3 separate regions of the Homo sapiens genome follow, and regions 2 and 3 are each linked to region 1. Evidence: read pairs that join two places in POLR2A ChIA-PET (ENCODE). Cell type or tissue: OCI-LY7. All regions are shown on one strand. Each heading gives the region's core, and the rest is flanking DNA. Links, peaks and the distances in the headings are about the cores only.

Evidence for each region. ChIA-PET counts read pairs that join two places held together with the same protein. Peaks named below come from ENCODE experiments on the same cell type or tissue, not always from the same donor. Only the 100,000 strongest peaks of a DNase experiment are listed, where the experiment ranks them.
Region 2: POLR2A ChIA-PET joins it to region 1 with 9 read pairs; 3 of 35 experiments call an interaction of 5 or more read pairs at or near these places.
Region 3: POLR2A ChIA-PET joins it to region 1 with 5 read pairs; 3 of 35 experiments call an interaction of 5 or more read pairs at or near these places.

What each region holds. Positions count from the first base shown.
Region 1 is chr10:96,745,187-96,750,494 of GRCh38, forward strand. It overlaps the pseudogene RPL13AP5. Among named protein-coding and RNA genes, the nearest start is that of PIK3AP1, 27 kb to the left of the region's middle. In OCI-LY7, for the core only: no CTCF peak of the experiment used is centred there; DNase peaks (open chromatin) are centred at 3,035 and 3,815; H3K4me3 peaks cover 955 bases; H3K27ac peaks cover 2,664 bases.
Region 2 is chr10:96,677,849-96,683,156 of GRCh38, forward strand. All of the region lies in intron 2 of PIK3AP1 (phosphoinositide-3-kinase adaptor protein 1), which reads right to left. Among named protein-coding and RNA genes, the nearest start is that of PIK3AP1, 40 kb to the right of the region's middle. RefSeq lists an enhancer at 929-1,188. In OCI-LY7, for the core only: no CTCF peak of the experiment used is centred there; a DNase peak (open chromatin) is centred at 1,073; H3K4me3 peaks cover 824 bases; H3K27ac peaks cover 1,849 bases.
Region 3 is chr10:96,802,643-96,807,950 of GRCh38, forward strand. No RefSeq gene overlaps it. Among named protein-coding and RNA genes, the nearest start is that of MIR607, 23 kb to the right of the region's middle. In OCI-LY7, for the core only: no CTCF peak of the experiment used is centred there; no DNase peak of the experiment used is centred there.

The DNA.
Region 1 (5,308 bases), core at 39-5,038:
TTCTATGTCTCTTATAAGAACACTTGTCATTGGATTTAGGGTCCATCCAGATAATCCAGGATGGCCTGGGCGTGGTGGTTCATGCCTGTAATCCCAGCACTTTGGGAGGCCAAGGCAGGCAGATCACCTGAGATCAGGAGTTCGAGACCAGCCTGGTCAACATGGTGAAACCCTGTCTCTACTAAAATTAAAAAAAAAAAAAAATACAAAAATTAGCCAAGTGTGGTGGCACACACCTGTAATCCCAGCTACTCCGGAGGCTGAGGCAAGAGAATCACTTGAACCTGGAGGCGGAGGCTGCAGTAAGCTGAGGTCGTGCCACTGCACTCCAGCCTGGGTGACAAGAGCAAGACTCAATCTCAAAACAAAACAAAAAAAAAACCCAACAGATAATCCAGGATGATCTCACCTTGGGATTATATCTGCAAAGACCCTTTTTCCAAATAACGTCACATTCACGGGTTCCAGGGGTTAAGATGTGGGCCACGTTTTTGGGAGCCACCATTCAACCCACAATAATATCACTCTTCCCAAGTCTAGGGATTCGTTTTTTCCCCTTCACACTCTCCAGGTGGGACCTCTCGCTCTCTCACTTCCCATCCAGGACAGCCTATCCCCCTAGGAGATCTGTCAGTGGATCTGTGTGGAGTTAGACTATGGGTATGAGAAAAATGGTTTCTTTCTTCTGCTGAACCATAAAAGAATCCCAAACCAGTCCTTTCACATACATTAAACATATTTTCTTCATCAAATTGGGTGTTGTTACTTATACTAAAACTATGGGCAGTTTTTCTTTACCCCCAAAATCAAAGTTTATATTTCAAGGAGGAGAGAGTTCTTTTTTTGAGTGCTTAGAATACAATAAATGCTGTTACACTATCTTATTTAACCCTCATAACAACCCTGAGTCTTACAACCCATTTTCTCTTCTTCAGAGAATGGAAAACTGAGGCTCAGAGAGGTTAAGTAACTTACTAAAAATCACACAGTAAATAGAGGGATACAGCTATGTCAACCCCAGAGCTTTTTGGTTCTGTCTCTACACCAAACTGCCTTTGGGAATTTTCCAGATGAGGTGAGTGCAGCACAGAGACAATAAATGGTACAGAGAAGCCAGGCATGGTGGCTCAGGCCTGTAATCCCAGCACTTCAGGAGGCCAAGGCAGGAGGATCTCTTGAGCTCAGGAGTTTGAGATTAACCTGGGCAACATAGTGGGACCCAGTCTCTAATAAATAAATAAATAAATGGCACAGAGGTCACTTAGCTAATGATGGCAACAGGAACAGAAGCTTGCTCAACTCCCAGTAATTTGCTCTTTCCCCCATACCATATTCTTGGCTTAGAACATAAGGTATCATTTGGGCTGACAGAAAGACACACATCCTGATTAAGCTCAGAAAGAACCTGAACTTTGGAGTGACAGCCCAAGTCTATTCCAGTTCCTCTGCCTGGTAACCAATGCTCCTGGACCAGTCACTTGGCATCTCTGACACTCAGTGTCCTTATCTGCAAAATGGTGTAATCAGGCATCCACCTCTTTGCATCACTGTGAGGACTAGGGAATGCGTGCTGAAATAGATGGTATGTAGAACGTGTTTCACAAACAGCAGCTATGACAACTATTCATATTTCGACTGCATGCCTCTTCAGAAGTAAAAGGCTTTTTTAATGATAAAAGAAAAAGTAATTCATGTTTATGGTAAAGAGTATAAAGCCACACCTTCCCCATCCCAAAAGATCCCAGACCTCATCCTTGAAGGTGGCTATTGTTAACAGCACCTTTTGTGTGGTTCCACAAATTTTCTACGCATTTGGAAGTATATATATATTCGTCACACAAATAGGATCATAGAAGTTCACTGCTTACTTTTTTCCCTAAGTAATTGTCCCAGTTGTGCTCCCCAGGAAGCAAACTCTGAGAAGGAATTAAGTGTGCACGGCTGGACATGGTGGCTCACACCTGTAATCCCAGCACTTTGGGAGGCCAAGGCGGGCAGATCACTTAAGCCCAGAAGTTCGAGACCAGCCTGGGCAACATGGCAAAACCCCATCTCCACAAAAAATACAAAAATTGGCCTGGTGCAGTGGCTCACACCTGTAATCCCTGCACTTTGGGAGGCCAAGGCAGGTGGATCACCTGAGGTCAGAAGTTCGAGACCAGCCTGGCCAACATGATGAAACCCCATCTCTACTTAAAAAAATACAAAAATACAAAAATTAGCTGGATGTGGTGGTGGATGCCTGTAATCCCAGCTACTCAGGAGGCTGAGGCAGAATTGGTTGAACCTGGGAGGCAGAGGTTGCAGTGAGCGGAGATTGGACCACTGCACTCCAGCCTGGGCAACAAGAGCGAAATTCCATCTTTAAAAAAAAAAAATAGAAAAATTAGCTGGGTATGGTGGTACATACCTGTAGTCCTAGCTATTCGGGAGGCTGAGGTGGAAGGATTGCTTGAGCCCAGGAGGTCGAGGCTGCAGTGAGCCGTGATCACACCACTGCACTCCAGCGCAGGCAACCAAGTGAGACCCTCTCTCAAACAAAAAAAAGCAATTATGTGTGTGCGATGCATGCTTACCAGGGAGTGCTCCTGGAAGCGCTGCCTGTGGAAGGAAGGACAGAGGGAAAAGTCCAGATGCTCAGACAGCCTGGGAGGTAAATGAACCCTCAGAAAGCCATGGGCCTTTCCATCCCCACTGCTGTCAGTGGACCAGCCTGGGCTGGGCATGTCCTTGGGCATCTTTGAAGGGGATGGCAGTAAAGGGCTGTCTGCTCTCCCTGCTCCCAACTGCCCTGGTGTGCTCCTGGCCAACTTGTCTAACTGCTGAAGACCCAGGCTCTGTCGGTGAGTCTGGCTTCACTAGGCTGTGTTACTTTTAAACCAGTTTTATGTGAGTTTTTATTGTCTGGGGAGAGTCACCATTACCTTTTCTTCTTCCCCTTTTGACAGCAGAACTTCTGCTTCCTCTTTGGCTGCAACCTGAGGTAAAAGGTTATGGGAAGGGAAAGGATGAAGCCCTAGACACATTTCTCTGACAAATATCGAAAACAGAAAGCAGATAAGGATTCCCATCTGGTAAAAGACAAGCACAAAGAGTCATTCACACACGTGACAATGGGCCCATTCTAGCCACTTCCCCTTTCAATAATCTTTTAGTATTTTCCTTTGTTCAGTACTTGATGAATCAACCACCAAGGTGAGAATTTGGAGCTGTTGCCCCATGGTCTGAAAGGGTCAGATGCCACTGCCCTGCCCAGGAAATGCCCACAGACGGGGCTGCCGTAAAACTCAGCATACTCTATGGACAACCCCACCCCTCACCCCCACTTCCTTCTCTCAAACTTAGGCACCCACTCATTCATAGAAAAGCAAAGATTCGCCTGGAAAACATAGCAAGACTCTGTCTTTACAGAAAATAAAAATAAATTAGCTGGAGCCAGGCGCAGTGGCTCCCACCTGTAATTCCCGCACTTTGGGAGGCCAATGCGGGCAGATCATTTGAGGTCAGGAGTTCAAGACCAGACTGACCAATATGATGAAAACCCGTCTCTACTAAAAATACAAAAATTAGCTGGGCGTGGTGGCGCACACTTGTAATCTCAGCTACTTAGAAGGCAGAGGCATGACAATCACTTGAACCCGGGAGGCAGAGGTTGCAGTGAGCTGAGATCATACCACTGCACTCCAGCCTAGGTGACAGAGAGAGACTCTGTCTCAAATAAATAAATAAATATAAGCTGGGCATGGTGGCATTCACCTGTGGTCCCAGCTACTTGAGAGGTGGAGGCAGGAAGATGACTTGCACCTGGGAGGTTCAGGCTGCAGTGAACTCTGATCATACCACTGCACTGCAGCCTGGGTGACAGAGCAAGATGCTATCTCAGAAAAAAAAAAAAAAAAAGAAAAGAAAGAAAAAAAGAAAGGCAAAGAGAAGAAAACAAAGAAAGAAAAGATTGGGAGAGGTGGACCGGGCTCTATTCTGGGGATGATGACCTTTGTGAAAGCAGAAGTTAGGCCTTAATCCACACTACAGGTAGAGATGCAAAATGGTACAACCATTTTGAAAATTAGTTTGGTAAGTTTCTTATAAAGTTAAATAAACAACACACGAGCCAGCCAGTCCACTCCTAGATAAATGAAAACCTGTATTCACACAATGACTTATACATGAATGTTCACAGCAGCCTTATTCATAATAGCTCAGGCTGGAAACAACCCAAATGTTCATCAGATTAAAAAACTGATATATTCTTACAACAGGCTGGGTGCAGTGGCTCACGCCTGTAATCCCAACACTTTGGGAGGCCAAGGCGGGCGGATCACTTGAGATCAGGAGTTCAAGACCAGCCTGGCCAACATGGCAAAACCCCGTCTCTACTGAAAATTAGCAGGCTTGGTGGTGTGCACCTGTAATCCCAGCTACTCGGGAGGCTGAGGCATGAGAATTGCTTGAACCTGGGAGGCAGAAGCTGCAGTAAGCCAAGATTGTGTCACTGCACTCCACCTATGTAATAGAGTGAGCCTCTGTCTCAATAAATAAATAAATAAAATAAAAATTAAAAATAAAAACATTCTTACAATGGAATACTAACTAATCAGTAATAAAAAGGATGCACTATTGATGTACACAAAACATGGATGAGGCCAGGTGCAGCAGCTCATCCCTATAATCCCAGCACTTTGGGAGGCCGAGGCGGGCGAATAGCTTGAGGTCAGGAGTTCGAGACCTGCCTGGCCAACATGGACCTGGTCTCTACTAAAAATACAAAAAGTAGCCGGACGTGGTTGCAGGCACCTATAATCCCAGCTATTTGGGAGGCCGAGGCAGGAGAATCTCTTGAACCAGGGAGGCGGAGGTTGCAGTGAGCCAAGATTGCACCATTGCACTACGGCCTGGGTGACAGGATGACACTCCATCTCAAAAAAAAAAAAAAAGTATGAGGTAGACCTGGCACGGTGGCTCACACCTGTAATCCCAGCACTTTGAGGGGCTGAGGCGGGAGGATTGTTTGAGCTCAGGGTTCAAGACCAGCCTGGGCAACATGGTGAAACACTCTCTCTATTAAAAAAAAAAAAAGAGCTTTCCCAAGCGGCTGCCGAAGATGGCGGAGGTGCAGGTCCTGGTGCTTGATGGTCGAGGCCATCTCCTGGGCCGCCTGGCGGCCATCGTGGCTAAACAGGTACTGCTGGGCCGGAAGGTGGTGGTTGTACGCTGTGAAGGCATCAACATTTCTGGCAATTTCTACAGAAACAAGTTGAAGTACCTGGCTTTCCTCCGCAAGCGGATGAACACCAACCCTTCCCGAGTC
Region 2 (5,308 bases), core at 148-5,147, 67 kb before region 1:
TCACCTCAGAGGGAGGTGAGAGTTTTTGCAAAGGTCTTGCCAGAATGATGAATTAGAATAGAGAAATTGTGTAGCTTTTAGAAGCATAGCCAATATTATATTACAATTTTATTTATTTATTTATTTTTAGAGACAAAGTCTTGCTTGCTCTATTGCCAAAACTGGAGTGTAGTGGTGTGATCATGGCTCACTGCAGCCTCGACCTCCTGGGCTCAAATGATCCTCCTACCTCAGCCTCCCGAGTAGTTAGGACTACAGGCATATGCCACCACATCCAGCTAATTTAAATTAAAAAAAATTGTAGGCTGGGCACAGTGGTTCATGCCTGTAATCCCAGCACTTTGGGAGGCCGAAGTGGGCAGATCATCTGAGGTCAGGAGTTCGAGACCAGCCTGGCCAACATGATGAAACCCCGTCTCTACTAAAAATACAAAAAATTAGCTAGGCGTGGTGGCACACACCTGTAGTTCCAGCTACTAGGGAGGCTGAGGCAAGAGAATCGCTTGAACCCAGGAGGCGGAGGTTGCAATGAGTCGAGATCACACCACTGCACTCCAGCCTGGGTGACAGAGTGAGATCCTGTCTCAAAAAAAATTTTTTTTGTAAAGGCAGGGTTTATCCATGTTTCCCAGGTTGGTCTCGAACTCCTGGGCTCCATGGATCCTCCCACCTTGATCTCCCAATGTGCTGGGATTATAGGCTTGAACCACTGTACCTGGCCTATACTATAATTAAAATTTTAAACTATTATTTTAATAAATGCACTATAGAAGGAGGGTGTGAGTCAAAAGGGAGCATGGGTTAAAACAGGTAGAAAATTCCTTCCTTGGGATCTTGCAACCTATGACCCACCTCTCCACCACTCCTCTGAGCCTCTGTGCCCACTGCCTCAACACCTTCCTCCTTTTCACTTTTCCTTTTCATGATATTGTAGTCCTTTGTATGTAGTGTTTTGCCAACCCTGCAGTCACAATATAGTTTATTTCCTCTTTGTTCAGGTTCAACAACCTTCCAAAAGTAGAGACACAGACCCCTGTAGGGGAAGAGGAGAGCGACCCACTAATACCAAGTAGGCAAGGAGCACCTGGAAGGTTCTCATACACAAAAACCTCCCCCACCTCCACATTCAACTAATAAAAGCTTCATCTGAGTTATCACACTGAGGATGATGCAAATGCTCTGGGGAAGGTTCAGCTTCACAGACAGTCACACTTTAGTAAGAATTATTTTTGAATCTTAGATGATCAGAATTTGAAAGAACCTGAAGAATCATTTAGTGCAAATTACACTCAAGGATTTTTTTTTATCATGGTCAACCTCTACTTGAATATTACAGAGACAAGAGCTCCCTTCTTGAGTCTACTCCACTGATGTGCATTTTGAATTATTAATATCTGGGCTGGGTGCAGTGGCTCCTGTCTAAAATCCCAGCACTTTGGGAGGCCAAGGTGGCTGGATCTTTTGAGGTCAAGAGTTTGAGACCAGCCTGGCCAACATGGTGAAACCCCGCCTCTACTAAAAATACAAAAATTAGCCAGGTGTGGTGGTGGGTGCTTATAGTCCCAGCTACTCAGGAGGCTGAGGCAGGAGAATCTCTTGGACCTGGGAGGCGGAAGTTGCAGTAAGCCGAGATCTCGCTGCTGCACTCCAGCCTGGGCGACAGAGCAAGACTCCGTCTCAAAAAAAAAAAAAATTATTAATATCTGTGAAAGCTCATCCTTATCTTTAGTCCAACCTTGCAGAATCTGTTAAGATAGTTCTGCTGCAAGCAAGAGAAATCCCAACTCAAAATGCCTTAAACATTAAGGACATTTATCTCCTGGAATCCAAAGCCCAGCATTCAGGCAGGTTTGGGGTTGGTAAGTGTTCAGCCACAGCACCAAGGTCCCAGGTTCTTCCCATTTCTCTATTCTACCATCTTCAGCACAAATTCTCAAGCTGGTGGCAAGACGGCTGTGGTAGCCACAGGTTCACTTCACAACAAGGTCCAGAGGAAAAGAGAAAAATATTCCCACGAGCATGGAACAGAAACTCTTCCCTTCATTCTGACTGCTCCAACTTAGTTCACATGACCAGTCACTGTCCCCAGGGGAGTGCCATGCAATCCCCAACCTTGTAATCACCCAGGGTGGAAAGAGTGATGGGACTCCCACTATCATGTCCACCCTTCCTTCCTCTCAGCAACCTCCACCTCAAATAGAGATCTCCCTTACCTTGCAACTCAGAACACAGCCTCAGCCCTTTCCAAAAAATGGTGCATAAATGGTTCCAAGCTTCTTGGTTGTTCTTCTCTGGACATATTCTAGTCAGCCAGTTTCCTTCTAAAAAGGTGGCACCCAGAATGGAACACCATTCTTGGTAGAACATACTGAAATTATTCTAGGACAAAGGAGCCATTCTCTTATTAAGGTAGCTTAATACTGTGGTAGCTTTTAGCGGCCACATCATACTATTGATTTTTTTTTTTTAACTTTTAAGTTCAGGGGTACATGTGCAGGTTTGTTATATAAGTAAATGGATGTCATGAGGGTTTGTTGTACAGATTATTTTGTCATCCAGGTACTAAGCCTAGTATCCAATAGTTATTTTTTCTGATCCTCTCCCTCCTCCCACCCTCCACCCTCAGGAATGCCCTGGTGTCTGTTTCTCCCCTCTATGTATCCATGTGTTCTCATCATTTAGTTCTCAGTTGTAAGTGAAAACATGTAGTATTTGGTTTTCTGTTCCTCTGTTAGTTTGCTAAGGATAATGGCCACCAGCTCCATCCATGTTCCTGCAAAGGACATGATCTCATTCTTTTTTATGGCTGCATAATATTCCACAGTGTATATGTACCACATTTTCTTTATCCAGTCTACCATTAGTGGGCATTTAGGTTGAGTCTACGTCTTTGGTATTCATACTATTGATTGCTTTTTAACAGGTAGTCAACTATAAATCCTGCAATTCACTTTCACATGTTGATGCCATGTTGGATTTCTGCTGTGCTGCACTAGTTCAATTGCATTTATGGACCTAAAAGCAGAACTCAGGATTATCATATTGAACTAGATCAAGACAATGTTGAATAATGCTTCAGTCACTCAGTGTAAAATCTACCCAGTCACCTACGAGTGTTATCCATCAATAAATCTGTATTCATTTGCTAGGGCTGCCATAACAAAACACCATAGACTGTGTGGCTTAAACAATAGAAATTTACTTTCCCACAATTCTAGAGGCCACAAGTCCAAGATCAAGGTGTCAGCAGGGTTGTTTTTTTCTCGGGCCTCCCTGCTTGGTTGCAGATGGCTGGCTTCTCACTCTGTCCTCCATAATTTCTCTTCCGTGTGTGCACACATCTGTGTCCTAATCCCCTCTCCTTCTAAAGACACCAGTCATATTGGATAAGGGCCCATCTATATGACCTCATTTTACCTTAATTACCTTTTTAAAAACTCTATCTCCAAATCCAGTCGGGTTCTGAGGTACGAAAGGTTAGGACTTCCAAATATGAATATAAGGTAGACACAATTCATCCCATAACAAATGTGATGTCTGACTTCTGTGTATGCCTCAAAGTCAGAGAATAACTGGCCACGAAACCTAAACCAGGGCTGCTGGCTCTCCTCTAGACACTCCCTCAAGGACGACCATTAATCCAATTATTCTCTCATATTATGCTGAGATCAGTCTCTTTGGAGAGCAGATTTCAGCTAGGTTTGGGAGAGTGTTGAAGAGAAAGATCATTCTGGAAACTTGGGCCCAAAAGGGGGCTCTAGTAGGATGTTTCCACAGTCAAAGTAGGTGACTCTGGACATGAAGGCACCGAACCGGAGGCTGCTGTGCAGAAGATGAGTCATAATGGAGAAGGGTAAGGGAAGAAGAGCTGGAAGGTTATCAGAAGGCAAATTTGGTGACTTCCCAATTTTACTTAGGACATGGGTAGCAGCAACTGCATCTGGAACACTTTTAAAATTATCCTGAGTGCCTGTATCACAGAGTGACTATGCCTGTATGCAATTACCCACGAGGGCAGTGATGACCACATTTTGCTCAGGGACTTAAAGATCCAGGTTTTTATAGATGTGTTAATGAAAAGTAATTGGTATACTTTCTCACTCTTATAGACTTTAAAAAATATGCATACATAAATATATGTGTGTGTATATATATATATATATATAGAGAGAGAGAGAGAGAGAGAGAAACAAGGGGGGGATGCACTATTAGAGCAACTGCACACAAATACTAGAGAATGAAATAGCTAGCACTATAGAGTAAGATTTCGATAAACAAACACCTGTTCATAGATCAGTTACTCCTGATCCTTAAGTGTCCCTTCTTAGATTAAATGGCTTAACTTAAGGGGCAAAGCCTGCTCTCCAGGTTGATTTACAATTCTAACGATTGAAGCTTTAGGGTAACTTGATGTTATTACTCCTCTGCTGATTTTTTTTTTCCTTTCCTTCTTGCTGGTAAGAGCGGGTACTCAAAGGATGGGAATCGTGACTGCAGGGTCATCAAGATGGCTGAGTCCAGCTCCTGCATCTGTTGTTTGAAGCTCCTTTCCCACATGCCAAATGCCTACTTCAAACCAATGACACTGGCACATGGGAGTTCACCTTTGCAAGAGCTGCCTTCTCTCCAAGGATGCTTTCCCGTCTTCCGTTTCCTCAAGGAAGAAATCAAGGGAAAAGGGAAGCACCTTTCTTCCTTCCCTGCTCTAATTTGTACCGTCTCCCCATGATGAGATAAGCCTGTGCTGACTGATACCTGGGTGTGGAGCGAGCTGCATGTGACCCCGTCATTCTTTTTTCTTTTCGCCCCATTAATAGATGCTTTTTAGCCACTTCACCAACTGACCCCAAGCCTCACCTCTGGTCTCTAATCAAAACCTTAACAGGGTTTTCCATAAACTGAAATTTACATTCAATCATCACCATAGCAACCATCACACAGAATTAGATACAACTTTTCCATCTCTGATGTAATCTACTTTTTTAAAAAGAGCTGCTTTCCTCTTCAATTGCAAATCCAAGCTATTCAGAAGATAACCATTAAAAATCTATTTTGAAAAAACTACATTTAAACAGACTGTAGCAAGGTTCTTAAAACAGGTATTTGAAGTAGTTTCTAGACACTTAGTAACATACACTTATTCCCCCAAATGGTGGCCATCATTGCACAAGTCTCCAGGATTTGGTCCAGTGTTAAGAATCGAACAACGCTTCTGTGAAAATTGTCACAACCAAAACTTAAAAGGTGCCCTGAGATAACAACTGCAAGCCAGGGCATACAATTCTGTTAATTTCTAAAGGATGTCCGC
Region 3 (5,308 bases), core at 214-5,213, 58 kb after region 1:
CAGTCCTTCCCTAAAACTAACCCCTTCCTTGCTCAGGGGCCAAAAACCACCTTTGTCAGACTAATGAAAGGCCACAGGAATAGGATTATGGTAAAGGTCTGAACTCTTATAAGATGTAGACATAGTTAGTTTCTTTCTTTCTTTCTTTCTTTCTTTCTTTCTTTCTTTCTTTCTTTCTTTCTTTCTTTCCTTTCTTCCTTCCTTCTTTCCTTTCTTTCTTTTTCTTTTTCTTCCTTTCCTTTCTTTCCTTCCTTCCTTCCTTCCTTTCTTTTTCTTCCTTTCCTTCTTTCTTTCTCTTTCTTTTTCTTTCTTTCTCTCTCTCTTTCTTTCTTTCTTTTAGATGTAGACACAGTTTCTATAATCCCTTACTGCTCATGGGTCATGTGGCCAAAGGTCACAAGAGTTGTCACTTTCCCAATTGCTCCTATAGATAACATCACTCTAGATGTTATCTATAGTGTAGAACCCAAGATTGGTCTTTTTTGAGATGTTTTTCATATTGACCCCACCCAGACTCCTGAGCCGTGACTCAGCTGGTCCTGTGGTCCCACCCAGAGGCAGACTCAGCTCATCTCATGAGGATAGTTTCCACATCCCTATGTTTTCATCCCCAACCAAGCTGCAGCACCCATTCCCTAGCCCCCTGCCCACCAAATTGTCCACAAAATCCCTAAGCTCTGAGCCTTCAGGGAGATTGATCAGGGTGATAACTCCAGTTGTCCTTCATGGGCTGGCCTTGGGTCAACTGAATTCTTTCTCCACTGCAATGCCATGGTCTCAGTGGCAGGCCTCAGTGATTTTGTCTGTGCAGCAGGCAGGAGGAACCTGTCGGGTGATTGCATCACTTTCTTTCCTCACTATCACTTTCTGGATCTTGGGTTTTCATTCTGAGACCGTTTTTCTTCTTCCTGAAGTCATTTTTTAGACATTCTTTTGGTGAAGGTCAGCTGTGGCAGATTCTCTCAGATGTTGTTAGCCTCAAAATAGCTGTATTTTTCCCTCATTCCTGAAAGATAATTCTTCTAGGTACATAATTCAAAGTGGACAATGATTTATCTAATTCCAGGTTGACAGTTAATGATTTTTTTAGCACATTGAAGATATTATTGATAAATATATTTTCTACCTTTGTTGTTATGAAATCTGTAGTCTAGTTGTCATTCATCAATAGGAAATTTTTTTTAAAGATGCTTTTAAAGGGCGGGTGCTGTGGCTCACGCCTGTAATCCCAGCACTTTGGGAGGCCAAGGTGGGTGGATCACAAGGTCAGGAGATCGAGACCACAGTGAAACCCCGTCTCTACTAAAAATACAAAAAAAATTAGCCGGGCGTGGTGGCGGGCGCCTGTAGTCCCAGCTACTCGGGAGGCTGAGGCAGGAGAATGGCGTGAACCTGGGAGGCGGAGCTTGCAGTGAGCCGAGATCGCGCCACTGCACTCCAGCCTGTGCAACAGAGCAAGACTCCATCTTAAAAAAAAAAAAAAAGATGCTTTTAAAATATGTTTACCTTTGTTCTCTGGAGTTTTACTATAAGGTATCTAGGTCTAGAGTCCTTTTTGAACTTTTTTTTTTTTCGTTTTTTTTTTTTTTTTTTGAGACAGGGTCTCATTTTGTCACCCAGGCTGGAGTGCAGTGGCAAAAATCTCAGCTCACTGCAGCCTCAACCTGCCAAGCCAACTCAGCCTCCCAAGTAGCTGGGAGTACAGATGTGTGCCACCACATATGGCTAATTTTTGTATTTTTTGTATAGATGGAGTTTTGCTGTGTTGCCCAGGCTGGTCTCAAACTCCTGGACTCAAGTGCTATGACTGCCTTGGCCTCCCAAAGTGCTAGGATTATAGGCGTGAGCCACCATGCCCAGACTAGAGTCCTTTTTATTTATCAAGCTTGCTATAAATCATGTTTTGGGCATTCATAAATTTATATCTTTCATCAGAATTGAAAAATAATCATTAATCCTTTAATTATTCCTTTTTCTATATTCTCACTAATCTCCCAGATATTCATAAATTAGATTTATTCTATTTTGCACATCTGTTAATCCCACTTTTATAATTTCCATCTTCTTGTTTTCTCTATTACATTCTAGGTAATTTATTCAGATTCAGCTTCCATGATATAATTCTCCTTTCATCCATGTGTAATCTGCAGTTTCAGCCATGGCTTTATGAGGTTTTAAAATGTCAACAATTATATTTTTCATTTTCACATACATTGTTTATTTCTATTTTAAAAATTCCAATTATTTATGACCGTCTTTGTTGCTTGTTTTGTAATTCCATTTAAAAATTCATAGTATTTCATATAAAGCTATTTTATAATTTGAATATTATAATTCCCATATTTGAAGACCATGGAGGTCTAAATCTGTTGTTTGTTGTTCTAACTTAATCACACTGACATTTTTTCTTATGTTTGCTGATCTCTGTTTCTTATTGTAAGAACAGAGGTATTTATCTTACTCTTTGGGGATCCTGAAGGCTTATATTGGGGATTTTTTCATGCTTTTACTAGAAGCCAACAGGAGCTACCCTTCTGGAACTACTTTAGTTTTTTCCAATATTTTTCCTTATTTAGGAATCTCAGGTTCAAGAGACCTGTCTGGAACTAGCCCAAAGTTTGTCTCCAAACAATTGTAAACACTCATATGTCTACATTTACCCTTAGGGCAATACCAAACTCCAAGCCTCTTAATATTCATGCTCCCATGCTGGTTTGAGCCTTTTTTTTTTTTTTTTTTTTTTTGGACAATTTGAAGATTTTACTTATTTACTGAAATAAAATGTATTTAAATAAATAAAATAAATAAAATGTATTTAAAATCCTTTTCCAGAATCTCCTTGTTTTAGAGTAGCAGGGTGCTTTCTAGTATGTAGCCTGTCATACTGACAGAAGTCAAAGTCCTAGGAAGGCCTCTTTTTAGCTTTTTTTTGAAAATGATTTATGCATACTTTAGAATCGTAAAGAAGGTAAAATATACATTTGAAAAGTGATTTAGATATATATATTTCAAGAACAGTGAAATCACAGTAAACAAGATGAAGAAAGGTAAACTAAATGTATATCTTAGTAAAAAAAATCAGATATAAATTTGAAAAAGAAATGATACCACAGTATTACCAATAGAAAGAGGACTAAAATGGAAACAGATAAGAGTTAGCCTCAGAAGGAGTATTGATACAGAGGCTCTAGATACTTTTTTATTCTGGGTATAACCAGAGGCTGAGAATCCAGGGTTGGCCCCAGAGCAGAAGCTCCCAGTACAGAAAACGGTGAAATCAGCTGAGATTTTGGTATACATGTGGACCAGTAGGGAGACAAATTGAATATTTCAGATGTTAAATGGAGGCGCCTAGTCTCCCCTGGAAGCCGCATGCCAAATTTTGAAGATGCTTGGGGTAGGAGACTGAATACCCAATCTGAAAACCTTTTAAGAGCAGAACTTAATTTTCTGAAAACCTTCAAGAAAGGTAACAAACTCCTTTTTCTCAATTTTAAAAGCCCTAGAGGGCCATTCCCAAGGAAAGAGAACAAATCAGAGACAGGCTGAGTCTAATCCACTTCTACGATACCCAGGCCCCCATCCTAATCCCACCCATGCTCAGTCCCAGATTGAAATGAGATTATCAGCCCCCTCCTCTATCAGCCCGACAGATTAAAGAGTGAATTCTCTATGATGGGCTATAACACCATCTGGAGCATATATGGTACTTTATAAACAATACTGGCATACAGTCAACATTGTCTGCACATGTGAAGACCAAGGCTTTAAAGAAAATCCACAAATCCATAATTATAATCAGAGTTTTCAATACACTTCTCCCAAGAATTAAGTAGACAGAAAATAAGCAAGGACAGAGCTGACTTGAACAATACTCTCAACTTATTTGACTCCAGCCAACAACAGCGGAATACACATTCTTTTTTTTTTTTTTTTTAAGGCAGAGTCTCGCCCTGTCACCCAGGCTGGAGTTGCATTGGCACAATCTTGGCTCACTGCAACCTCCGCCTCCCAGGTTCAAGTGATTCTCCTGCCTCAGCTTCCAGGGTAGCTGGGATTACACGCACATGCCACCAAGCCCAGCTAATTTTTGTATTTTTAGTAGAGACGGGGTTTCACCATGTTGGCCAGGCTGGTCTCATACTGCTGACCTCAAGTGATCCGCCCACCTTGGCCTCCCAAAGTGCTGGGATTACAGGCATGAGCCACTGCACCCAGCCAGAATACACATTCTTCTCAAGAACATGTGAAATATTTATCGTGACTGACCATATTCTGGACCATAAAACAATCTTAATAAATTTGAAAAGATTAAAATCATATGGTATGTTCTCTGACTATAATGGGATTAAATTAGAAGTCAGTAACAGAAAGATCTATAGAAAAACTATAATATTTTGGAAGCAAGGTAATATACTTCTAAATAGCCCATGGGTCAAAGAACAAAATCAAAAGAGAAATTATATGGTATTTTGAACTTTTTTAAAAGTGATGCATAAGTAGCTGTGCATATTTCAACCAAAGTGAAAACATATCAAAATGTAAAAGTAATTTTAAGTTTACTTTTTAAAATTTTAATCATTTTCTTTTTAGAAATTTTGGTTCATGGCCGGGCGCGGTATCTCACGCCTGTAATCCCAGAACTTTGGGAGGCCGAGGCAGGCAGATCACGAGGTCAGGGGTTCGAGACCAGCCTGGCCAACATAGTGAAATCCCATCTCTACTAATAATACAAAAATTAACAGGGCATGCTGGTGCACACCTGTAGCCCCAGCTACTTGGGAGGCTGAGGCAGGAGAATCACTTGAACCTGGGAGGCGGAGGTTGTGGTGAGCCGAGATCATGCCACTGCACTCTAGCCTGGGTAAAAAAGCCAGACTCCGTCTCAAAAAAAAAAAAAAAAAGAAATTCTGGTTCATGTTCTCTCATGAAAAAGAATTATTCTGAGTGAAAAAACAGACAAAGATGAGTACATACTATATTATTTCATTTACATAAAACTCTAAGAAATACAGTAGTGACATAATAGATTATAGATATAATGCATCATAGATCATAGATAACAGATAATAGATATAGTGACAGATACAGATCAATAGTTTTAAGGGGAGGATGCCAAGAAAAGACTAAAAAGGAAAACTCCGCTTTGGTGTGGACTGGACTTAGTGACTGCATCCAAAGAAGACAGTATAGAAAGAAAATAAGTTTATATTGGAGAAACCTGGCAGATATCATCTTAATGAAGTGATCAAGGTTTGCATCAACCCGGGATCTCTCATATTGACATCATGTACCAGCTGACATGATC